Regions from separate parts of the Homo sapiens genome. Here region 2 is linked to region 1. Evidence: chromatin loops called from intact Hi-C (ENCODE). Cell type or tissue: ascending aorta. All regions are shown on one strand. Each heading gives the region's core, and the rest is flanking DNA. Links, peaks and the distances in the headings are about the cores only.

The links. Peaks named below come from ENCODE experiments on the same cell type or tissue, not always from the same donor. Only the 100,000 strongest peaks of a DNase experiment are listed, where the experiment ranks them.
Region 2: a loop joins it to region 1, with 2.8 times the contacts of the local background. A loop is called at or near these places in 1 of 110 quality-filtered maps.

Annotation. Positions count from the first base shown.
Region 1 is chr19:35,605,051-35,620,228 of GRCh38, forward strand. HAUS5 (HAUS augmin like complex subunit 5) reads left to right here and starts at 7,685. Exons shown (of 19, transcript NM_015302.2): 1 at 7,685-7,842; 2 at 8,680-8,742; 3 at 8,818-8,850; 4 at 8,985-9,009; 5 at 9,992-10,097; 6 at 10,177-10,336; 7 at 12,074-12,143; 8 at 12,237-12,319; 9 at 12,805-12,862; 10 at 13,021-13,145; 11 at 13,352-13,415; 12 at 13,519-13,649; 13 at 13,837-13,999; 14 at 14,374-14,454; 3 more. The coding sequence starts at 7,745. It overlaps HAUS5-DT (HAUS5 divergent transcript), which reads right to left and starts at 7,614. Exons shown (of 2, transcript NR_186318.1): 1 at 7,568-7,614; 2 at 3,339-3,753. RefSeq lists enhancers at 7,419-7,974, 7,563-7,822. In ascending aorta, for the core only: a CTCF peak has its summit at 7,737; a DNase peak (open chromatin) is centred at 7,681; H3K4me3 peaks cover 1,389 bases; H3K27ac peaks cover 555 bases.
Region 2 is chr19:35,119,081-35,126,613 of GRCh38, forward strand. FXYD3 (FXYD domain containing ion transport regulator 3) reads left to right here. Exons shown (of 9, transcript NM_005971.4): 3 at 283-336; 4 at 1,998-2,030; 5 at 2,142-2,165; 6 at 3,685-3,759; 7 at 3,838-3,874; 8 at 4,191-4,228; 9 at 4,361-5,244. The coding sequence starts at 297. The coding sequence ends at 4,377. It overlaps LGI4 (leucine rich repeat LGI family member 4), which reads right to left. Exons shown (of 9, transcript NM_139284.3): 8 at 7,190-7,533; 9 at 5,433-6,427. The coding sequence ends at 6,113. MIR6887 (microRNA 6887) reads left to right here and starts at 3,620; the gene lies at 3,620-3,684. RefSeq lists enhancers at 3,177-4,066, 4,067-4,954, 5,225-5,314. In ascending aorta, for the core only: no CTCF peak of the experiment used is centred there; DNase peaks (open chromatin) are centred at 4,671 and 5,611; H3K4me3 peaks cover 1,874 bases; H3K27ac peaks cover 2,612 bases.

The DNA.
Region 1 (15,178 bases), core at 5,414-10,413:
TGAGTTCCTAGCCGTGACTGAACGGGTGGTCGGGCACACCTCATTCTACCTCCTCCCTTGCTGACTGCCATGAAGCTTTCTTCCCTAAGGGTTAAACAGAAACCAGCCCTATTGAAAGACTCATTCACTGCTAATTTCAACCAATGGCCTGAAATACATGGCTGCTCCTCCCTTTTGTGGTTTCAACATAACAACTGACCAGCATTCCTTCCTGATCAGAGGCCACCTAACCACGGGGTGTGGCTCTGGCCAGTCTACAGAGGCTGCACACAAAGGGCCTTTGTGTCCTCTGCATCACCTTTTGATGTATAGGGCCTAATTGTAATACATTTAAGTGTTAAGTCTCCACTCCAAAGTGAACATGGGGCCTGGCACGGTGGCTCACGCCTGTAATCCCAGCACTTTGGGAGGCCAAGGTGGGCGGATCACCTGAGGTCAGGAGTTTGAGACCAGCCTGGCCAACATGGTGAAACCCTGTCTCTACTAAAAATAAAAAAATTAGCCAGGCATGGTGATGGGTGCCTGTAATCCCAGCTACTCATGAGGCTGAGGCAGGAGAATTGCTTGAACCCTGGGAAAGAGAGGTTGCAGTGAGCTGAGATCGCACCACTACACTACAGCCTGGGTGACAGAGTAAGACTCCATCTCAAAAAAAAAAAAAAAAAAAAAAAAAAGTGAATATGGGATGTTACTACACATGTGCTGTACCTTCCCTTCATGAATATTCATAGCTCCTCCTATAACCTGTTGAATATGTATACTGAGCCAAGCCATTCAGCGTTAACTCTGACCTTATCCTTCCCTTACTGGAGGTGCCTGCTCTCAGCTTCTACCGGAGGCTACACTTCTCGGCCTGTGAGATGGCCCGGCTGCAGGCTGCAACTCTTTATGAGAAATAAAGCTCTCCTTTCCAAATTTGTAAACCTGTATTAGTCTGTTCTCACGCTGCTGAAAAGAACTGCCCAAGACTGGGTAATTTATAAAGGAAAGAGGTTTAATTGACTCACAGTTCCGCAGGGTTGGGGAGGCCTCAGGGAACTTAAAATCATGGTGGAAAAGAAAGCAAAAACGTCCTTCCTCAGATGGCAGCAGGAAGGAGAAGTGCCAAGCAAAGAGGGAAAAGCCCCTTATAAAACCATCAGATCTCGTGAGAACTCACTATCTCAAGAACAGCAGCATGGGGGTAACCACCCCCATGATTCGATTACCTCCCACTAGGTCCCTCCCACAACACATGGGGATTTGGGGAACTACAATTCAAGATGAGATTTGGGTGGGGACAGCCAAACCATATCAAAACCTCATGATTCTTCAGTTGACATCTAATCTGAGCTACCATGGTCTATCAAAAAACCACAGCTCTTGAGGGGATCTCAATGGCTGTTAACAAACTGGTTAGAGTTCTGGTCAGGTTCTGATTGTAGAGAGCCTCTGTAACAGATATGGATTGCCTCCTTCCCCCCACCCTCCTTGTTATTTTTATTTCATTTTATTAAATTTTTTTTTGAGACAGGGTCACACTATGTCACCCAGACTGGAATGCAGTGGCACAATCTCAGCTCACTGCAACTTCTGGCTCCCAGGTTCAAGTGATTCTCATGCCTCAGCCTCCTGAGTAGCTAGGACTACAGGTGCATGCCACCATGCCCAGCAAATTTTTATATTTTTTGTAGAGACAGGGTTTTGCCATGCTGCCCAGACTGGTCTCAAACTCCTGAGCTCAACCAATCTGTCTGCCTTGGCCTCCCAAAGTGCTGGGATTATAGGCGTGAGCCACTGTTCCCAGCCATGATTTTTATTTAACAAATACTCATTATTTAACAAATACTTTCTGAGCACCTACTGTGTCCCAGGCATTGTCTTGGGAACGAGGAACACAACGGAGCAAGAGAAGTAAGGCCAACTTCTTCTCTGATGGAGCTTACATTCTAGTGGGAAAGAAAACTATAAACAAGTATACCCAAAAATAAACAAGATAATTACAGGGAATGGTAAATGCTATAGAGAAAAATAAAACAGAATAAGAAGCTAAAGTGGTGCCAGGACTGGTCCAGCAACTATTATGGTGTTGGGAGCAAGCCCCCCAAAATATGGCCATAAACTGACCCCAAGACTGGCCACAAACAAAATCTCCACAGCACTGTGACATGTTCATAATGGCCCTAACGCCCAAGCTGGAAGGTTGTGGGTTTACGGGAATGAGGGCAAGGAACACCTGGCCCGCCCAGAGTGGAAAACCACTTAAAGGCATTCTTAAGCCACAAACAATAGCATGAGCGATGTGTGTCTTAAGGACGTGTTCCTGCTGCAGTTAACTAGCCCAACCTATTCCTTTAATTCGGCCCATCCCTTCGTTTCCCATAAGGGATACTTTTAATTTAATATCTATAGAAACAATGCTAATGACTGGTTTGCTGTTACTAAATATGTGGGTAAATCTCTGTTCGGGGCTCTCAGCTCTGAAGGCTGTGAGACCCCTGATTTCCCACTTCACACCTCTATATTTCTGTGTGTGTGTGTTTAATTCCTCTAGCACCAGTGGGTTAGGGTCTCCCCAACCGAGCTGGTGTCTGCAATGGTGTGCCACCAGATAAGTACGGAAATTGCCAGCAAGTGTTTAGAAACACAGCAATTTGACATATCCATGACATCCAAGTATAGGATCAATGGATTTTCTTGTTGAACAGGGTAGAGACCAAAAGGATTGGTCCATGACAGGTTGGAAACATCAAACAAATGATCCTTCTCCATAGTTACAAGTAGTTTGAGATACACTGAGCTAGTGGGCAATGATGTCTACAAGGTATATTATTTAGAGTCATGCTAGCTGCTATAACAAATAAACCCCACCATTTCAGTAGCTCACAAAATAAAAGTTCTTTTTTTTTTTTTTTTTGAGACGGAGTTTCACTTTTGTTGCCCAGGCTGGAGTGCAATGGCACGATCTCAGCTCACAACAACCTCTGCCCCCTGGGTTCAAGCGATTCTCCTGCCCCAGCCTCCCAAGTAGCTGAGATTACAGGCATGCACCACCACACCCGGCTGATTTTTTTGTATTTTTAGTAGAGACGGGGTTTCTCCATGTTGGTCAGGCTAGTCTCAAACTCCTAACCTCAGGTGATCCACCTGCCTCAGCCTCCCAAAGTGCTGGGATTACAGGCATGAGCCATCACGCCCAGCCAGAAGCTCATTTCTTACTGTTCCTTTGAGCACATTCCAGCATCAGGGTCTTTCCACTTGCTGTTCCCACTTTGGGAACTCCATTTTCACAGTTTTCAAGTAGCTCTCACACTTTGGCTCTCACGTCTCAGCTCAAAGAACATCTTAGAAAGGCCTTCTGTGGCAGAGCCAGCAGGATGTTTATTGACTGCCTAGACCAGGACTACATTTCCCAGAGGCCCTTGCAGCTAGTTGAAGCCATAAGACAAGTTATGTTCAATGGACTGAGAGCAGAAGTGATGTATGTCACTTTAGGGTGAAGACTTTCAAGAAGCAGGTGCGAGTTCCTTATTCTCTCTTCTGCCTGGATTCAAAAGACTCTGAGCCCATAGAAGATGGTTGAATCACCTTATGGAAGAAGCCTGGATCCCTGAATTACTATGTGGATCAGGAGAAATGTCTGATGGGATGTTCTATGAGTAAGAAATGAGAAGACTCTTCTCAAACGTGGAAGGAGCTGCTGAAACCAAAATCACAAGTCCTAGAGAAGCTTCTTATTATCTCTCAGATGGTGGATGGGTTCCAAAAAGCATCCTGAAATTATCCAGAAAAACAGAAAAGAGATTTCAGATAAAGCAAAGGGAGAGAGATGCTGACAGAAGAAGACCAAGAGGCCACAGGGGCTCTGCTCCTTCAGGATCTAAGAAAGCAGGAAGGCACCAGTACCTCCCACCAAGGCCAACAGAACAGATACCATGAGAAAGGAACCAAGAAAAGGACAAATGGTGACATGTCTCCAAAACAAGGAGACATTGAGCATAAGAAGCAGAAAGTGAGGCCAGGTGCAGTGGCTCACACCTGTAATCCCAGCACTTTGGGAGGCTGAGGCAAGTGGATCACTTGAGGTCAGGAGTTTGAGACCAGCCTGGCCAACATGGTGAAACCCCGTCTCTACTAAAAATACAAAAATTAGCCGGGTATGATGGTGCATGCCTGTAATCCTAGCTACTTGGGAGGCTGAGGCAGAGAATTGCTTGAACCCAAGAGGTAGAGGTTGCAGTGAGCCGAGATTGTGCCACTGCACTCCAGCCTGGGCGACAGAGGGAGACTCTGTCACAAAAAAAATAAATAAATAAAAGCAGAAAGTGGCCAGGTATAATGGCTCATGCCTGTAATCTCAGTGCTTTGGGAGGCCAAGGTGAGAGGACTGCTTGAGGCCAGGAGTTTGAGACCAGCCTGGGCCACATAGCGAGACCCCGTCTCTACAAAAAATTAAAACTGAAAAAAATCTAGCTGGGAGAATTGGCTCAAGTCCCAGCTACTAAGGAGGCTGAGGCAGGAGGATCACTTAAGCCCAGGAGTTCCAGCATGTGATGAGCCGTGATCGGGCCATGGCTCCAGCCTGGGCAACAGAGTGAGGTCCCATCTCACAAACAAACAAACAAACAAACGAGAAAGCCCAGGTAGCAATGAGAATGAGACTTGCCCAGACAGGCACCCCGGGTGACTGCTCCTGGGGGTGCAGGCCATCCATTGTCCTTTGGTGGTGTCTCAGTCCAAAGGCAATTGTGACCAAATCACAGGGACAGATCAAGTCTTCTCAAAGCAGAGACTGGTGAAACTTTCCAAATCATGGCGGTAGGGCACGCCTTGCATGTTACTGAGAACTTCCTCCTCTCTCTTGACTTTGCAGTCTGAGACCCGGTCATATCTACATGTGTGTTTGGGGCAGGATGGGCAGAGACATAGCAGGAAAGGAAGTCACAGGGGTGTGTCCTACCCCAGCCAGGAAGCAGGCAGCAGGGACCGCTGTGGGGCATGCCTGGAGGTTCTTCACCATCTGCTGAGCACCAGCATAACAATGGGACATTGGGACTGTCCACCTGCACTGTGCTGTTACCACTAACCAGACAACTGGCTTTCGTGGGATTCACCCTGGGTCCCTGGGGCAGAAAGCACCCTAAGTGCTCAGGGCCTTCCTCTGAAGGGGTCACTTTTTCCTTCATTGTCTTGGGTGATGTAACAAGCTGTGCCAGACTGGAGGAAGTGAGACCAGGTGCCTGCAGTGAGCTACTGAGACGCAGGTGACAGTCACAGCAGTTGCATTATCAGGGAGTTTCCTATGGTCATCTGAACTTCGAGGGAGGTTTTCTGGGGCCGGGCATTCCTTCCTCATTCCCATTTACCTAAATTGGCCCATCCTTGTCTGGTAGGTCAGCACCCAGCAGAGGCTTCTCCCCATGCACAGCACTGTGAGGTTCAGGCACCTGGGCACAGTAACCACAGTGATTCCTGGAAGCTGGTGGGCATGCTATCCTGGGGCCATCTGAACTGGGAAAAGCTGTGTGAGTTCTTGGGGGCCAGCTTGTAGCCTTTTTGGCTGGGGCCAGGTTGAAGGTCTTCCTGGGAACCAGAGTCAAGAGCGGCCACTTACATTAAGCGGATAAAGCCCACGACTTTCTTGAGCTGCTTGACAGCTGTACCAAAAAGGCACAAACCCATTGAGGATATTATGAAACATGAATACAGATGATTATTTTATTTTGGTTTGGTTTTGTTTTGGCTTTGAGACAGGGTCACCCAGGCTGGAGTGCAGTGGTGCCATCATAGCTCACTGAAGCCTCAACCTCCCAGGCTCAACTGATCCTCCTGTTTCAACCCCCCAAGTAGATGGGACTACAAGCGTGCACCACCACGCCTGGCTAATTTTTTTTAATTTTTAATAGAGACAAGGTTTTGCTGTGGTGCCCAGGTGGGTCTCAAATTCCTAGCCTCAAACATTCCTCCCACCTCAACCGCCCGAAGTGCTGGGATTACAGGCATGAGCCACCACGCCCAGCCATTGCCTTATAATTTTTTACTGATGTCAGATATTGTTAATTTTACAGTGTTGGATGCTGGATTTTTTTTAATCTCTATAAATATTCTTGAATTTTGTTCTGGAATGCAGCTAAATAATAGCTTGATCCTTTCGGGCCTTGCTTTTAAGCATGGTTGGTTAGTCAGCATCAGAGAAGTATTTCATCTAGGGCAGGGGCAGGGGTCTCCAAACCCCAAGCCGTGAACCAATACAAGTCCATGGCCTGTTAGAAACCAGGCTGCACAGCAGGAGGTGAGTGGCGTATGGGTGAGCATCACTGCCTGAGCTCCACCTCCTGCCAGATCAGGAGCGGCATTAGATTCTTACAGGAGCGCAAACCCTATTGTGAACTGTGCATACGAAGGATCTAGATTGCGCACTCCTTATGAGAATCTAATGCTTAGGCGGGGCATGGTGGCTCACACCTGTAATGCTAGCACTTTGGGAGGCTGAGATGGGCTGATCACTTAAGGTCAGGAGTTCAAGACCAGCCTGGCCAACATGGTGAAACCCCGTCTCTACTAAAAATACAAAAATTAGCTGGGCATGGTAGCGGGCGCCTGTAATCCCAGCTACTCAGGAGGCTGAGGCAGTAGAATCGCTTGAACCCCGGAGGCAAAGATTGCGCTGAGCCGAGATCGGGCCACTGCACTCCAGCCTGGGTGAAAGAGGGAGACTTCACCTCAAAAAAAAAAACAGGGAAGAAAAAAAAAAAGAGAGAGAGAGACAGAGAATATAATGCCTCACGACCTGAAGTGGAACAGTTTCATCCCGAAACCATCCACTGCTCCCACCCTCCATCCCCCAGACTGTGGAAAAATTGTCTTCCATGAAACCAGTCCCTGATGCTCAAAAGGTTGGGGACTGCTGGTCTAGCGCAGACCTCTCACACCTGCTGTGTCCCAAATTGACCCACCCCTGCTGCTTATTTTTACCACCCCTACCTGGTGGTGCGTCTGTCTCCCCACTCAACTGTGAGCTCCGTACAATAGGGACCAGGGCTGTTGTGGTCACCATGGTGTCCCCAGCATCACCCAGCACAGGGTCAGCTCCCTGAGTTTATGGAATGGTAAGCACGAATGAATGGGAAAACGCATGCCAGGGAAATGTTAGGGTCATGCTCTCTGCCCCTACCCTCCACTCAGACATGAGACACCTGTTTCTGAAATCAAAGAGCAGTAAGTCCAGGATCTCATTGCCTGGTTCCAGTCCTCCTAGGACGCAAGTCCCATTTTGTCAAGAAAATAAAGGGGGTGAGCGTGGTGGCTCACGCCTGTAATCCCAACATTTTGGGAGGCCGAGGCGGGAGGATCGCTTGAGCCCAGGAGTTCAAGAGCCCAGAAGCTGAGACTAGCCTGGGCAACAAGTGAGATCCCATCTCTATTAAAATAAAAGTGTTTAGTTAAAAGAAGAAAAAGAAAATAAATGGAAGCATCAAGGACTGTTTTGCCTCTTTCGGGTTAGCTGGTAGTGAGCGGGAGAACGAGGGAAGGCGGGCGGGGCTGCAGTCTCTCCACGCCCTTTTCATTTCCACTCAAGGAGACCTACCTGGGAAGAGTGAGCGCTGCAAGACCCAGCCTGACCGCGCTAAGATTACTATGCAGCGCCCGAGCCCGCTGTCTGCCCGGCAACCGATGACGTCACTGTTGGCGCGCCCGTGACGTCAGAGGCGGGCGCCACACTTGAAGAGGCTGAGGGAGGCGGTGTCGCCGCCGCGGCGCTGTCATGGAGCTAGCGCAGGAAGCGCGGGAACTGGGTTGCTGGGCGGTCGAAGAGATGGGGGTGCCCGTGGCGGCCCGGGCCCCGGAATCGACGCTGCGCAGGTGAGGACCGCTCCTGGAGTGAGGACACCCCACCCTGGAGATTGAGTCTCCGGGAGTGAGAACTCCACCCCTCATTGAGGACTCGACTCCCCCCAATTCCCCATCGAGAGTGACCCGACTTACTGAGGGCTCCCTACCCTGGGAGGCTCCCCAGAGTGAGGTCCCTAGCACTGGTGAGGATCCTCCACGAGTTAGCTAAGACCTCGCTCCTTATGGAAATAGGATCTCCAGAGTGAGGCTGTCCCCGCAGCACCTCCCCTCCCTCCCTTAACCTAACCAAGAAGGACACTCAGGAGTTAGCCGTGGCCACCCCATCGGGGATTGAAGCTGTAGGAGTGATGCCCCACGTCTGGTCATGAGATGGCACTTCCTGGCAGTACATCCCCCACCTCCACCTCTGGATGTGACTGGGATAACCCACTCCCAGGAGAAAGGGAGCACCCGCCTCTCCCGCGCTCCCCCACCACCCGCCTTCCCAGGGAATGAGAATAACACCACACTTAGTGCAAACATCCAGTCCCTACAAAAAAAATGTTTTACCAATTAGCCGGGTGTAGTGGTGCCTGCCTGTAGTCCTAGCTACTCTGGAGGCTGAGGTGGGAGGATCGCATGAGCCCAGGAGGTTGAGGCTGCAAGGAGCTATGATCGTACCACTGCGACAGAGCGAGACTGTCTCTTAAAAAAAAAAAAAAAAAAAAGGCAAAAAAAAGTTTGGGCCTTCCCTCCTCAAGAAGTGAGAACTCCCTAGTAAAAACTCCCTACCACCATCACCCTAGGAATGAGGATCCCACACCCTGTGTGCTGCCCCAGGCATATGCTTACACACTGTCCCCACAGGCTGTGTCTGGGCCAGGGGGCTGACATCTGGGCCTACATCTTGCAGCATGTGCACAGTCAGAGGTAAGCTGGGCTAGAGCAGGGGAGGGGGCACAGGTGAGGCCCATAGTAACTCCTCTTTCTGCCTCTGCACTGTAGGACTGTCAAGAAGATCCGGGGAAACCTACTCTGGTAACTGCTTCTTAAAGCTATCCCCTCCTGTCTTCCCCACTCCCATTTAGCCCTGTCCCCACCACAGCATCACACCTATTGCCCTCCCCCCTAGAAGCCCCACTCATCCGCTGACTCTGGCCTCGTTTTCCTAGGTATGGCCACCAGGACAGTCCACAGGTGAGAAGCATATGCTACAAGATTCTCTTTCATCCGAAAAATGACTTGTAGATCTTCTGCTCTAAGCCCAACCAGGTGCTGGGTGATGCTGGGGACAATGGGTCACAAGACAGCCTTGATCTCCATCCTCATAGGGCTTAAAGTCCAGTGGAAACAGCATTAGCTCAGCCAGGTGCAGTGGCTCACACCTGTAATCCCAGCACTTTGGGAGGCTCACCTGAGGCCTCATCTCAGGTGATGAGATCACCTGAGGGCTCCAGGAAGCGATCAGTACTGGGACAAAGATGTGGTTTGGGAGGCGGATCACCTGAGGTCAGGAGTTCGAGACCAGCCTGGCCAACACGGTGAAGCCCTGTCTCTAATAAAAATAAAAAATTAGCCAGGCGTGGTGGCACACGCCTGTAATCCTAGCTACTTGGGAGGCTGAGGCAGGAGAATCGCTTGAACCTGGGAGGCAGAGGTTGCAGTGAGCTGAGATCGCACTACTGCACTCCAGCCTGGGCAATAGAGCGAGACTCTATCTCAAAAAAAGAAAAAATAAATAAAGAGCATTAATTAGCTGGGCGCAGAGAGGTGGGACCTGGATATGTGGCATCAAAGCTGGTGAGAAGAGATGATGGGACAGGTATGGGAGAGATGCTGAGGCCAGTGTGGGACCCAATGGGTGCAAGGGGCTCATATGACACCTAAGGGGAGGCTTCCAGGAGGCCTTGGGACTTCTAGGTGCAGGGCTCCGGGAAGAGATCAGTACTGGGACAAAGATGTGGTTGTCACCAGCACAGACAGGAAACAGGCTGGAAGTGTGGGTAAGACAATCCTAGGAGGAAGGAGGGAGGGAGCCAATACCCTAATGCTTCTGTGTCAGACACAGAAACTGCTGAGCAAAAACCCTCTGCCACCAGTTGAGGAGCCTGGTACCCCCAAAAGACAGGCCAGGCTGAGCCCCGATCAGACCATCTGACCCTGAATCTGATCCTCCCAGGTCCGTCGGAAGTTAGAGCTGGAAGCTGCTGTGACCCGCCTGCGGGCAGAAATCCAGGAACTCGACCAGAGCCTGGAGCTGATGGAGCGAGACACTGAGGCTCAGGGTGAGCCATGGGGCCAGAAGATGGGCACCAGAATGTGGGGCGGGAAAGGTGCTGATGGCCACCCCTGTTCCTCCCACAGACACGGCCATGGAGCAGGCACGTCAGCACACTCAAGACACCCAGCGTCGAGCTCTCCTCCTCCGGGCCCAAGCTGGGGCCATGCGAAGACAGCAGCATACGCTCCGAGATCCCATGCAGCGGCTGCAGAATCAACTGAGGCGCCTGCAGGACATGGAGAGGTGGGCCTCAGGGACCCACCCTCACCAGGCTGGGTGGCCAGACATTCTCTTAGAGACCTCAGGGCTCTGCCCTGATCCCTTCTTGGGTTCCAGAATTCTGGAACCATTAGGATGGAATGTCCATGAGGCCAGGAGGTTTTGTCATCTCAGTCACCTGTATTTTCAGTGCCTAGAATGATACCACCTGTATACCTAGAACACCAGCCCTGGGGAAACAGCCACAAACAGAGAACATGTCCCTGCCCTCCTGGAGCTTATGCTGTGACACAGAGAAGACAGATAGTAAAGTAGGAACCAAACAGACCCTATCATTTCTGGTAGAGATGAGTGCTGTGAAGAAAAGCCTATCATAGAAGGGAGAGGGAGATGCTGCCCTAGCGAGGGTGGTCAGCGAAGGCCTCTGAGGAGGGGACATTGAGTTGGAAGAGGAATTTCTGTGGAGAAGGAATAGCAAGAGCAGAGGTGGTGTGCTCAGCATGCAGGAAGAGCAGCCCGGAGGCCAATGTCAGCTCAAGTTTCTCAGGCAAGACCGAGAACCTGAGGAGGTGAGGTCGAAGGAGTGGACAGAGAACTGTGGATGATGTGTTGCGATTTTACCCTGACACTGGTTCATGCCCTGGCTTGGCCACTTAAAATTGGGTGACCTAAGGCTGGGCATGGTGGCTCACACCTGTAATCCCAGCACTTTGGGAGGCCGAGGCAGGCGGATTACTTGAGGTCAGGAGTTCGAAACCAGCCTGGCCAACATAGTGAAACCCCGTCCCTACTAAAAAATACAAAAATTAGTCGAGTGTGGTGGCACGTGCCTGTAGTCCCAGCTACTCAGGAAGCTGAGGCAGGAGAATCACTTGAACCCAGGAAAAGGAGGTTGCAGTGAGCCTGGATTGCACCACTGCACTCCAGCCTGGGTGACAAGAGCAAAACTCTGTTTAAAAAAAAAAAAATTGGGTGACCTTGGGCAAGGTATTTAACTTCTTTCTATGTGCCTCAGATTCTAAGATCTGTGGAATGGGGATAATATTAATACCAAGCTTATAGGGTAGGCATGATCGTTAGGTGGAATAAATCATGTGAAGTGCTTAGAGAAGTGCCTGTTAACCATTGTTATTCTGGGTTTGGTTTTTTTGTTTTGTTTTGTTTTGTTTTTTTGAGACAGAGTCTGGCTCTGTTGCCCAGGCTGGAGTGCAGTGGCATGATCTTGGCTCACTGCAACCTCTGCCTCTGGGGTTCAAGCGATTCTCCTGCCTCAGCCTCCCCAGTAGCTGGGATTATAGGCGCATGCCACTGTGCTCGACTAATTTTTGTATTTTTAGTAGAGACGGGGTTTCACCATGTTGTCCAGGCTGGCCTTGAACTCCTGACCTCAAGTGATCCACCTACCTCAGCCTCCCAAAGCGCTGGGGTACAGGCATGAGCCACCACGCTGGGCCCATTGTTATTCTGAATGCGCTGGGGAAACATCACATTATTTTGGACAGATCTGAGCAGGGACATGATCTTCCTACAGTTTTAACAGAATCACTGACTTCTGGGTGGCAAACAGTCTCGTGGAGCAAAAGCAGTGGGGAGGCTAATGCAATATTCCAGCTGGGAGGTGACAGTGGCCTAATCTGGAGATGGCTCCCGAGATCTAGGCTTAGTGATTCCTCTGACCGGCCTTGCTGGCAGTGAGAGGAGATGGGGCACAGACATCTGTTCTCCCAGGGACCCCAGCCCCAGCTGCACTTCTCCCTCCAGGAAAGCCAAAGTAGATGTGACCTTTGGATCCCTCACGTCGGCAGCTCTGGGCCTGGAGCCCGTGGTCCTGGTAAGAGTCCTGGTCATGGGAGAAGGGGCAGGGAGCCTGGAGTCAGGCAGATGCTAGGGTCCCCCTCAGGTCCCTTCCTCCTCTTCTCCCTAGCGTGATGTCCGAACAGCCTGCACCCTCCGGGCCCAGTTCCTGCAGAACCTCCTGCTTCCCCAGGCCAAGAGGGGCAGCCTCCCGTGAGTGTCCCTAGCCCCCAGAGACCCTGTAAAGACCCTGGGTTTTAAGTGGGGGTCTCTTATTTATTAATTCCTCAGACACTGAGCTTCTGGGCTACGTTCTGTAGAAGGGGACTTCCAGGCTGGGAATAGAAGGAGACAGTCTCTCATCACAAACAGTGACAGCCAGGTGGTCAGGGCTGTTGCGGGAGTGAGGAGGCCTGAGAGGCTCTGGGCACCCAGAGGCAGTGCCTTTCCCAGCTAAGAAGGCAGGGAGGGGAGAGGTTCTCTGGTGAGGAGGCTTAGCTGGGGTGAAGGGTCCAGAGAGTGTCCCAGATGAACAACCCATGTAAAGGCCCCAAAGCCAGCAGGTTGGTATAATTGGGGAACTCAAGTCTAACAGGCATAGGGAAGATGACAGCCCCTACCTTATAGGGTGGTGGTGATAACTAGAGGATAATTGACGTGTCTTGTAACGTTCTCTGTCCGCTTACCCAACCCCACAGAACCCCTCATGATGACCACTTTGGCACTTCGTACCAGCAGTGGCTGAGCTCAGTGGAGGTGAGAGGGCAGGGCTCTCAGGAAAGCCACACCCTCCCGCTCCTTGATCAAAACTTAGGGTGCCAGGACCTAACTCTTGATGACAGCCCTATTCCCATGGGGTCTCAGCTCACAGCCCTGCCCCGATCCTGCCCTGACTTCACCCTCCCTCCCCCTAGACGCTGCTGACAAACCACCCCCCAGGCCACGTCCTGGCTGCCTTGGAGCACCTGGCTGCAGAGCGGGAGGCAGAGATTCGGTCCCTGTGCAGTGGGGATGGGCTTGGCGACACAGAGATATCCAGGTGTGGGGCAGGGTATTCTCACAGTTGGGGAAGGCCATGTGAGTGGGTGAGCTGGGACAGCCTCAGGACCCCTGGCCCAGCCACCTGCTGATGGGGTAGAACTGAAACCCACTGCCTGGTGGGGTGGCAGGACTGATACTGTCCACCCTCGAGTACCAAGGCAAGGCCGCAGCACGGCTCCCTCAGCAGCTCTTCCCCCACCCCAGACCCCAGGCCCCGGACCAGTCAGACTCCAGCCAGACCCTGCCGTCCATGGTTCATCTCATCCAGGTGACCCCAGGGCTCGCCTCCCCACCACATTCCAAGACTTCCTTAATCCCCTCACCCATGGATCATGCCCTGGGTGTACCCTGATTCTGTACCCCGCTTGCAGGAGGGCTGGCGGACTGTGGGTGTGCTGGTCTCCCAGCGGAGCACCCTCCTGAAGGAGCGGCAAGTCTTGACCCAGCGCCTCCAGGGCCTGGTGGAGGAGGTGGAGAGACGCGTCCTGGGATCCAGTGAGAGGTGGGGGGCTCTCCGAGAAGAGGTCTCTAGGCCATCTCGCTTCTGAGTGTCTCAGCCCATTGGACTTTTTCAGCCTCTGTGGCTCCTATCTCTGCCTCCTCTCCCTGCAGTGTCTCTCCCTGGTTTATGGTCCCTTGTGTGGCTCAGTCACCCTTCTCTCCTTTGCTCTCCTCCACTTGCCCTGCAGGCAGGTGCTGATACTGGGGCTTCGGCGCTGTTGCCTGTGGACGGAGCTCAAGGCCCTGCACGATCAGAGCCAGGAGCTGCAGGATGCAGCTGGGCATCGGCAGCTCCTGCTGAGGGAGCTACAGGCCAAACAGCAGCGGATCCTGCACTGGCGCCAGCTGGTGGTGAGAGGCTAGGCCCAGGGCCTTGTGGAGGGCCAGAGGGGAGGCTTGAAAACTATGGCTAAGAACTGGGCCTGAGCCCTGTGTGGTAGCACATGCCTGTGGTTCCAGCACTTTGGGAGGCTGAGGTGGGAGGATCTGAGCCCAGGAGTTCAAGGCTGAAGTGAGGTATGATCACACCACTGCACTCCAGCCTGGGTGACAGAGCAAGATGCTATCACTTAAAAAAAAAGAATGCTGTCACTTAAAAATTAAGAACTGGGCCTCCTAGGCAAGAGCCCAGGTGAGACTCCCAGGCAGAAGCAGGACCTAAGCAGAGAGGCACACTGAGGCTGGGAGCTGGGAGGAGTGGGTCTCAGGGTATCCTGGTTCCTCAGGAGGAGACCCAGGAACAGGTCCGCCTGCTCATCAAGGGAAACTCGGCCAGCAAGACCCGCCTGTGCCGGAGCCCGGGGGAGGTGAGATGGGAGTTGGGGTGAGGTCTGGGTAGGGCTGGATCTGCCAGGATGGGGCTGGGTGGACTTGTGATGTTGTGATGCCCCACCCACCCCTCCCCTTCCCCACAGGTGCTAGCTCTGGTCCAGCGAAAGGTGGTCCCTACATTTGAGGCAGTGGCACCACAGAGCCGGGAGCTGCTGCGCTGTCTGGAGGAGGAAGTCCGGCATTTGCCCCACATTCTGTTGGGCACGCTGCTGCGGCACAGGCCGGGAGAGTGAGACTGGGGCTGCCCCACCCCTGCCCTGCATCCCCTGCCATGGGTGACTGTCACTCCCTGAACCTCCTCAAAAAAGATAACCCCAGACCCCCAGTGTTCCCAGGCTGCCAGACCTCACCCTTGGGTCAGCAGCCCTGGTCTTGGCATCCTAGTCCCCAGACCCACCTTGAAGTTCCTGGGCCCCCAGAGCCTCCAGAACCCAAGGCCTCCTCTCAGTCCCCACCCAACCCAGACTTCTCCCCGCCCGTAGGTTGAAGCCCCTGCCCACGGTCCTCCCATCCATCCACCAGCTGCACCCCGCGTCCCCAAGGGGCTCCAGCTTCATAGCGCTGAGCCACAAGCTGGGGCTGCCTCCAGGGAAGGTGAGTGCCCGTCTCCTGTGACTTGTCTCCCCAGCCCCGCCCCAGGTGACCGTCCTTCCCTCCTCCTCCAGGCCTCGGAGCTGCTCCTGCCGGCGGCTGCCTCTC
Region 2 (7,533 bases), core at 2,529-7,528, 490 kb before region 1:
CAGTGGCGCCCTTGTTTGGTTGCGGGGCGATTCCCAGAAAGCCTGAAGTCCATGTCCAGTGAGTTATTATGGCTCCTCCCGCCTCAGGCCCGAGTTTCACCCAGTCCCCACTCCACGGTGCAGCTGCGGCTTATCTCTCAGCCCAGCGAGATGCCAGCCTTCCTGTCCCGGGTGAGCTGCGCACCCTGCCTGGGGAGCAGGGGAGGAGGGTTGGGGAGCCACAGGCACAGGGCCAGCCTCCCGGTGGCTCTGCTAAGGCCAGACCTCCCGCCACCCCTCTAGGCCAGCGCTCTGACATGCAGAAGGTGACCCTGGGCCTGCTTGTGTTCCTGGCAGGTGAGTACCCATCCCCCGTCTGCCTTTTCCTCTGGATCCCCTGGATGCGGGGATCCAACCTCTGTCTCTCTCCTGTGCTTTTCTACCTCCCCGGGAAGGTGGTAAATGTTAGAACAGCATCTCCCTGAGGGTAAGAAAAGTCAGACTAGTGATAGCCGGGGATACACGAGAAGAGCTGGCTCACACAGCTGGAAAGTCACCGTCTTCCCCATTCTCTCGATCTCTTCTTTTTTTTTGGCTTTTTTTGTTTTTGTTTTTGTTTTTGTTTTTGTTTTTGAAAGGGAGTCTCTGTTGCTCAGGCTGGAGTGCAATGGCGCAATCACAGTTCACTACAGCCTTGAACTCCTGGGGTCAAGCGATCCTACTCTCTTAGCCTCCTACACAGCTAGAATGCCAGGCACACGCCACCATGCCCAGTGCATTTTTGATTTTTTGCAGAGACGAGGTCTCACTGTGTTGCCCAAGCTGGTCTCAAACTCCTGGCTGAGTTTGATCCTCCCACCTCAGCCTTCCAAAGTGCTGGGATTACAGGCATGAGCCACACTGCACTGGCCTTGATTGACTATTAAACAGAAATAACGGAAGCTAGAGAAGATGATGAAATGACACCTTCAAAGCACTGAAAGAAGATAACTGCCCTGCCAGTTCTCTAAAAACTTCAAGTAGAAGGCTCAGCTCAGTGCGACTGCATCTTTAACTTCCAAACACTTTTCCCTTTTTTCTTTTCTTTTTTTTTTTTCGGAGACAGAGTCTCGCTCTGTTGCCCAGGCTGGAGTGCAGTGGCATGATCTCGGCTCACTGCAACCTCCACCTCCCAGGTTCAAGCGACTCTCCTGCCTCAGCCTCCCAAGTAGCTGGCATTACAGGCGTGTGCTGCCATGCCTGGCTAACTTTTGTATTTTTAGAAGAGACAAGGTTTCACCATATTGGCCAGGCTGGTCTCGAACTCCTGACCTCAAGTGATCCTCCTGCCTCGGCCTTCCAAAGTTTTGGGATTACAGGCCTAAGCCACTGTGCCCAGCCCGCTTTTTACTTTTTCACTGCAGCCTTGACCTCCCAGGCTCAAGAGATCCTTCCACGTCAGCCTCCCAAAGCTCTGGGATTACAGGCACACTTTTTGTCCATTACATAGGGCAAGACCAGTATTCCCTGCAGGGTAGTGATCTAAAATTACATTTTCAATAAAGTCTATTTAAGTGTATAATAGTGAGTCATTTTCAATGATGTGCAAACACCAGACCAGGTGGGTGTGGACATGGTGGAAGCGGGAGGATGGGCTTTGAGCATGATTGGACTTGGGGAAACAGGAATCTGGGAACTGAAACCATCTGTCGTCTTGACCAGAAAAGTCCCCCGCTGCTGCAGGAGGCATGGATTAACCACGTGTCTGGAAACATGAGACCAAATAGTGGCTAAAAACCTCCTAGATTAGAACCCATTTCAGGTGGCAGAATGCTGGCGTGACTCGGAGGTGTGGGGCTGAGTGGGCGAGTCCACATTTCCTCGTTGGGATATGAGGGGATGAGGTGGCTGCTCAGTGACAGGACCCCTGTCCCGCAGGAGACCCTTTCCCAAGGCCCCTGAAACTCCCCAGGCCCTGCCCAAAGGCTTGGCTGAGGCCGGCATCACCATCTCCCCTCCTTCCCCTCTTCTCCCACTAGGCTTTCCTGTCCTGGACGCCAATGACCTAGAAGGTGAGTCAGACTGGACTCTCACCCGTCACACCCCCAAATTCTCCCCTGGGTGGGGAAGGCCTGCATCCTGGCTGTAATCCTGGATTCATGATCTTTTTTCTTTCCTTGCAGATAAAAACAGTCCTTTCTACTATGGTGAGAGCCCGTGCCCCCTTTCCCCTCCCCACAACCCCACATACTGCTTGGTGCCAAGGGTTCCCATACAGGGTTGGGGCCTGACGTGAGCATCACAGGACAAAGATACGAAGGGACTAGGATGGGGTTACTGAATATGCCACACAGTGGATTAAAGGAACTAGAGGCAGCAACCTGGCCTTTGGGAAGGTTCTATTCCAGCAAGATAGACACACGCAGGAGGTGAGGACAGTTTGCAAGAAGCCATTGGTTGGTTCAGATCAACTGCTGGGAGAAGTGTTGACTTGAGAAAACTTCCTGGAGGTGGTGAGCTATTGGATCAAAACCCTCATCTGGCCTCCAGGTTCCAATGACCTGCTCCCTACTCCCCGCTCTGCCCTCACCTCTCCACGCTCCTCATTCCTTCTGCTCCAAGCCTCTCAGACACAGCAGACATACTGCCAGCCTCAGACCTCTGCACCTGCTGGTTCCTCTGCCTGGAACACTTCCTTCCACAGAACCACATGGCTCCCTCCCTTCCCTCTGCTCAAATGCAGCCCCCTGAGAGGCCTTCCCTGACAACTCCCTCTAAAAGAGCTGCCATCTGACTTTTTTTTTGTTTTAGAGACAGCGTCTCACACTGTTGCCCAAGCTGGAGTGCTGTGGTGTAATCATAGCTCACTGCAGCCTCAAACTCCTGGTCTCAAGCGATCCTCCTGCCTCAGCCTCCTGAATAGCTGGGACTGCAGGCATACACCACCATGCCTGGCTAATTTTTGTATACTTTGTAGAGATGGGTTCTCACTATGTTGCTCAAGCTGGTCTAGAACTCCTGAACTCCTGAAGTCCCAAAGCACTGGGATTATATTAGGTTGGTTCAAAAGTAATTGTGGTTTTTGCAACTGCTTTTAATGGCAAAAATGCAATTTTTTTTTTTTGAGGCAGAATTTTGCTCTTTCACCCAGAGTGTGACTGGCTGGAGTGCAATGGTGCAATCTTGGCTCACTGCAACCTCTGCCTCCCGGGTTCAAATGATTCTCCAGCCTCAGCCTGCTGAGTAGCTGGGATTACAGGCGCCTACCACCATGCCTGGCTAATTTTTGTATTTTTAGTAAAGACGGGGTTTCACCATGTTGGCCAGGCTGGTCTGGAACTCCTGACCTCAGGTGATCCGCCCACCTTGGCCTCCCAAAGTGCTGGGATATCAGGCGTGAGCCACCATGTCTAGCCAAAAACGCAATCACTTTTGCTCCAACCTAATAGGTGTCAGCCACTATGCCCAGCCCGCCCTCTGACTTTCCATCTCCCACCCCACTTATTTTTCTTCAAACCACTTATCTCTGCCTGACCCTGCACGACAGATCGTGTTTGCTGGTGTGTGAACCAGAATGTGAGCACCTGGGATTTTGTCTGTTTTCTTATGGCGGTGTCCCCAGCACCCTGTGCATCCTAGGTGCTCCATATATATTTGTCAAGAGAATGGGGGGACAGATGGAGAGGACACAGGCTGGCACTGAGGTCCCCTCCACTTTCCTCCTAGACTGGCACAGCCTCCAGGTTGGCGGGCTCATCTGCGCTGGGGTTCTGTGCGCCATGGGCATCATCATCGTCATGAGTGAGTGGAGGAGCTCGGGGGAGCAGGCGGGCCGGGGCTGGGGCTCCCCTCCCCTGACCACTCAGCTCTCCCCAACAGGTGCAAAATGCAAATGCAAGTTTGGCCAGAAGTCCGGGTAAGATACTGTTCCGGCATGCCCGCCTCAGGCTGACTGGACGCTTTTCAGGGTGAAAGGGCTAACTCTCCCAGCAGGAGAGGCCTCGGGGCTCTGCCCTTTAGAGTTCCTGCCGCTAAGATTTCCAGGTTTATTGTTTCTAGCTGGTAATCCCCAGGGGGCCCCAAATCCTGAAATGCTTTGGCCCCTGGGATTGCACAACCCCCCAAATGGAAAGGCAGCCAGGAAGACATGTCTGGGCAGGCTAAGAACCCTCTATCCGGAGGGAGAGGGCAAATGGGGGCGGACACCAATCTCACCACTTTTGTCTCCTTAGTCACCATCCAGGGGAGACTCCACCTCTCATCACCCCAGGTAAGATGGGGCAGCATGGGGCTCAGGGGAACACGGAAGTGGTGTGTGTGTGTGTGTGTATGTGTGTGTTTGCACACTGGAAAGAAAAGAACTCAATCCACCCTCACAAACGGACCCCATCACTTCCCGCAGGCTCAGCCCAAAGCTGATGAGGACAGACCAGCTGAAATTGGGTGGAGGACCGTTCTCTGTCCCCAGGTCCTGTCTCTGCACAGAAACTTGAACTCCAGGATGGAATTCTTCCTCCTCTGCTGGGACTCCTTTGCATGGCAGGGCCTCATCTCACCTCTCGCAAGAGGGTCTCTTTGTTCAATTTTTTTTAATCTAAAATGATTGTGCCTCTGCCCAAGCAGCCTGGAGACTTCCTATGTGTGCATTGGGGTGGGGCTTGGGGCACCATGAGAAGGTTGGCGTGCCCTGGAGGCTGACACAGAGGCTGGCACTGAGCCTGCTTGTTGGGAAAAGCCCACAGGCCTGTTCCCTTGTGGCTTGGGACATGGCACAGGCCCGCCCTCTGCCTCCTCAGCCATGGGAACCTCATATGCAATTTGGGATTTACTAGTAGCCAAAAGGAATGAAAGAGAGCTCTAACCAGATGGAACACTGGAACATTCCAGTGGACCCTGGACCATTCCAGGAAAACTGGGACATAGGATCGTCCCGCTATGATGGAAGTGTTCAGACAGTTTATAATAGTAAGCCCCTGTGACCCTCTCACTTACCCCGAGACCTCACTTTATTACAAGATCTTTCCAAATACCCAAATGTCCCTGCAAGCCCGTTAAATAATTCCCTATGCTACCCTTAATAACATACAATGACCACATAGTGTGAGAACTTCCAACAAGCCTCAAAGTCCCTTGAGACTCCCCAATACCTAATAAGGCATGCGAAATGTTCTCATGAACTACCCCACAACACGCCTAAAACTCAAAACACCCAAAAATATCTCCTCCAATGTCCTGAAACATGAACCCAAAAAGAGACCCACAATAAACTCGTGACTTGTCCCCTCATCATGCCGTTTTATCCCTCAAACATCCCCTGAGTCCCTCCATAACCACGAACCCACACTCAGAGACCATGAACTGCGGAAACGCCTCCCTGGGACCTGGGCCGCTCCGAGCACTGCTCCAGGGACACCATCCCCGCCCTGTGCCGTTCACAGGACATCCTCTCCCAAGGATCCACAACACTGGGCGGGGAGGGTGCACAGCGCATTTATTGAGCTCGGACTCGTCTTGTCCTTGCCTCCGTCGCCCATCTAGAAGGGCACCAGGCTCCCCGCGACACCTCCCGCTGTCCCTCCCTGTGCCCCGGCGCACGCGCAAGAGGCGCAAAAGGCACAGCTTGCTGGGCGGCCGCACGCATGCGCACAAGCAGCAGAGGGGAACCCGCCCAGTGCTGAGTTGTCTTCGAGGTTGGCGCTCCTCCAGGAAAGCGATTGGCTGCGTGGAGTTTAGAATGGGAAAGGAATGCCATCAACCCCTCGGTGCTTTCAGAGGGACCAGCGGGGTAGGAGCGGGTTGAGAGGGGGGCTCCGGGACCTCATGGAGCTCTGCACGTGACCTCCACCTCGACTCCATGCAGTGCACCAGCCTGCACCCCCCAGGTTGCCTTTGATGGGGAATCTGCCCCAGCCGAGATGTCCAGATGTTGCTTTAGACCTGAAGGGCAGCTCGGGAGGTCCAGTAGGCTGGGACCCTCTATGTCCCCCCATGGGTGCAGATCCTTTAAGAAGTGGGCTTAAGGCCTAGACGTGTGGCTGATGAACGTGGCCCACGGTCAGCAGCTCACAGGCGGGCCATCACCCCAAGTAGGGCCAGGAGCCAGCCAAGGGGCCGTCCAGGGGCCCCAGCCATGCCCAGAGTCCCGTTGGTGGTCTCAGGCACTGAGGTCGATCTCGTGATGCTGGTAGATCTGTGTGGGGCCCTTAAAGCAAGCAGCAAAGAGGAAGCGTCTGCCGGCCATAGTGATGTGGGCAAAGGCACGGGGGGCCACCAGGGCCGGAGGCCCCAGCTCCTGCAGTGGCTCCAGGAGCCCCTTGTCAGGCTCAAGGCGGAGGACCTGGCTGAAGGCGAAGTCGCTGCCTAGGATGGCCAGCTGGTCCCTGGCGATGAGCAGTGGCTGGAAGACGTGGGCACCGCGCGAGGGAAGTTGCTGCAGCAGACGAAACATGGAGCCGTCCCAGCGCATGACCTGTGGGGGTGTGGCCAGTGAGGGCCTGGGGTCCCGGGGGTCTCTGGGGGCCGTGGAACAGCTTGGAAGCAGAAGCCTGTCGGTCCCAAAACTCCCATAGCTTTCTTATCTTCATAAAAGTCACCACCCACCTGTTCGGCCACACACATGCAGTTGTTCTGAGCCCTTCCCTTGCCCTCACGCCCCACACAGAAGCACTCAGCCATGGACTCTGTCAGTTTCACCTTCTACAGTTGTACATTTCTCCCACCACCTCTGGCTGAACTCCATCCCCTCCTGACTGGACCATCCTGGCAGCCTCTTCCCTGGCCTCTAGGCTCCTCTCCCTGCTCCCCCAGTCTGTTCCCCACCCAGAGACCTTGTGAACACCTGAGTCAGATCAGGGCCCTTCCAGACTCAGAACCCTCCCCTGCCTGCACCTCACTCCAGAAACAGTGGGCAGTGCTTAACCCTAGCATCAGCCTTGGGGGCTCAGTGTCAGGGTGGGGACAGGTGTGGCTGTGGTGAAGTCTGGAATGCATCCGAGTCACAGAGCCAGCATTTGGGGGTAGAATCAGGATGTTGGGGCCAGCATCAGTGTCGGGGACTGGGGAGTGGTTCGGAGTCAGCCAGCCTTGAGGGGGTCAGAGTCTTGGCATCAGTGTGGGGTGGGGTCCTGGTTCAAAGGTCGGCATGTGAGGGTAGGTCAGAGTTTAGAGGCTTAGTGTGCAAGATTGGGTCAGTGCTGAAAAGCCAGCCCCCCGCCCCCAGGCCCAGCCTCACCATGGAGTCCCCAATGTAGCGTGTGAGGCACAGGAACACGTCCCCACCAGCCTGGAAGTGGCGTGTGGCATAGACATCCTCGGCCTCGGGGATGTCTGTGCGTCTCTCGAAGCGGCCACCGGTCCAGTGGAAGAGCACGGGCCGCTGGGAAGCCGAGGCCAGCAGCAGGTGGGGCCGGCCGTCCAGCTCCAGGGCCTCAGCGTCCGTGTCCCGGTGCCAGGCGTGCAGGCTCTGGTGCGGGTAAAAGCCGGGCCCGTCGCGGCACAGCAGCGTGGTGCTGCCCGCCTTGGAGGCATCGGCCACCACGAAGCAGGGTTGCCCTTCCAGCCACAGGAGCTCGGCGT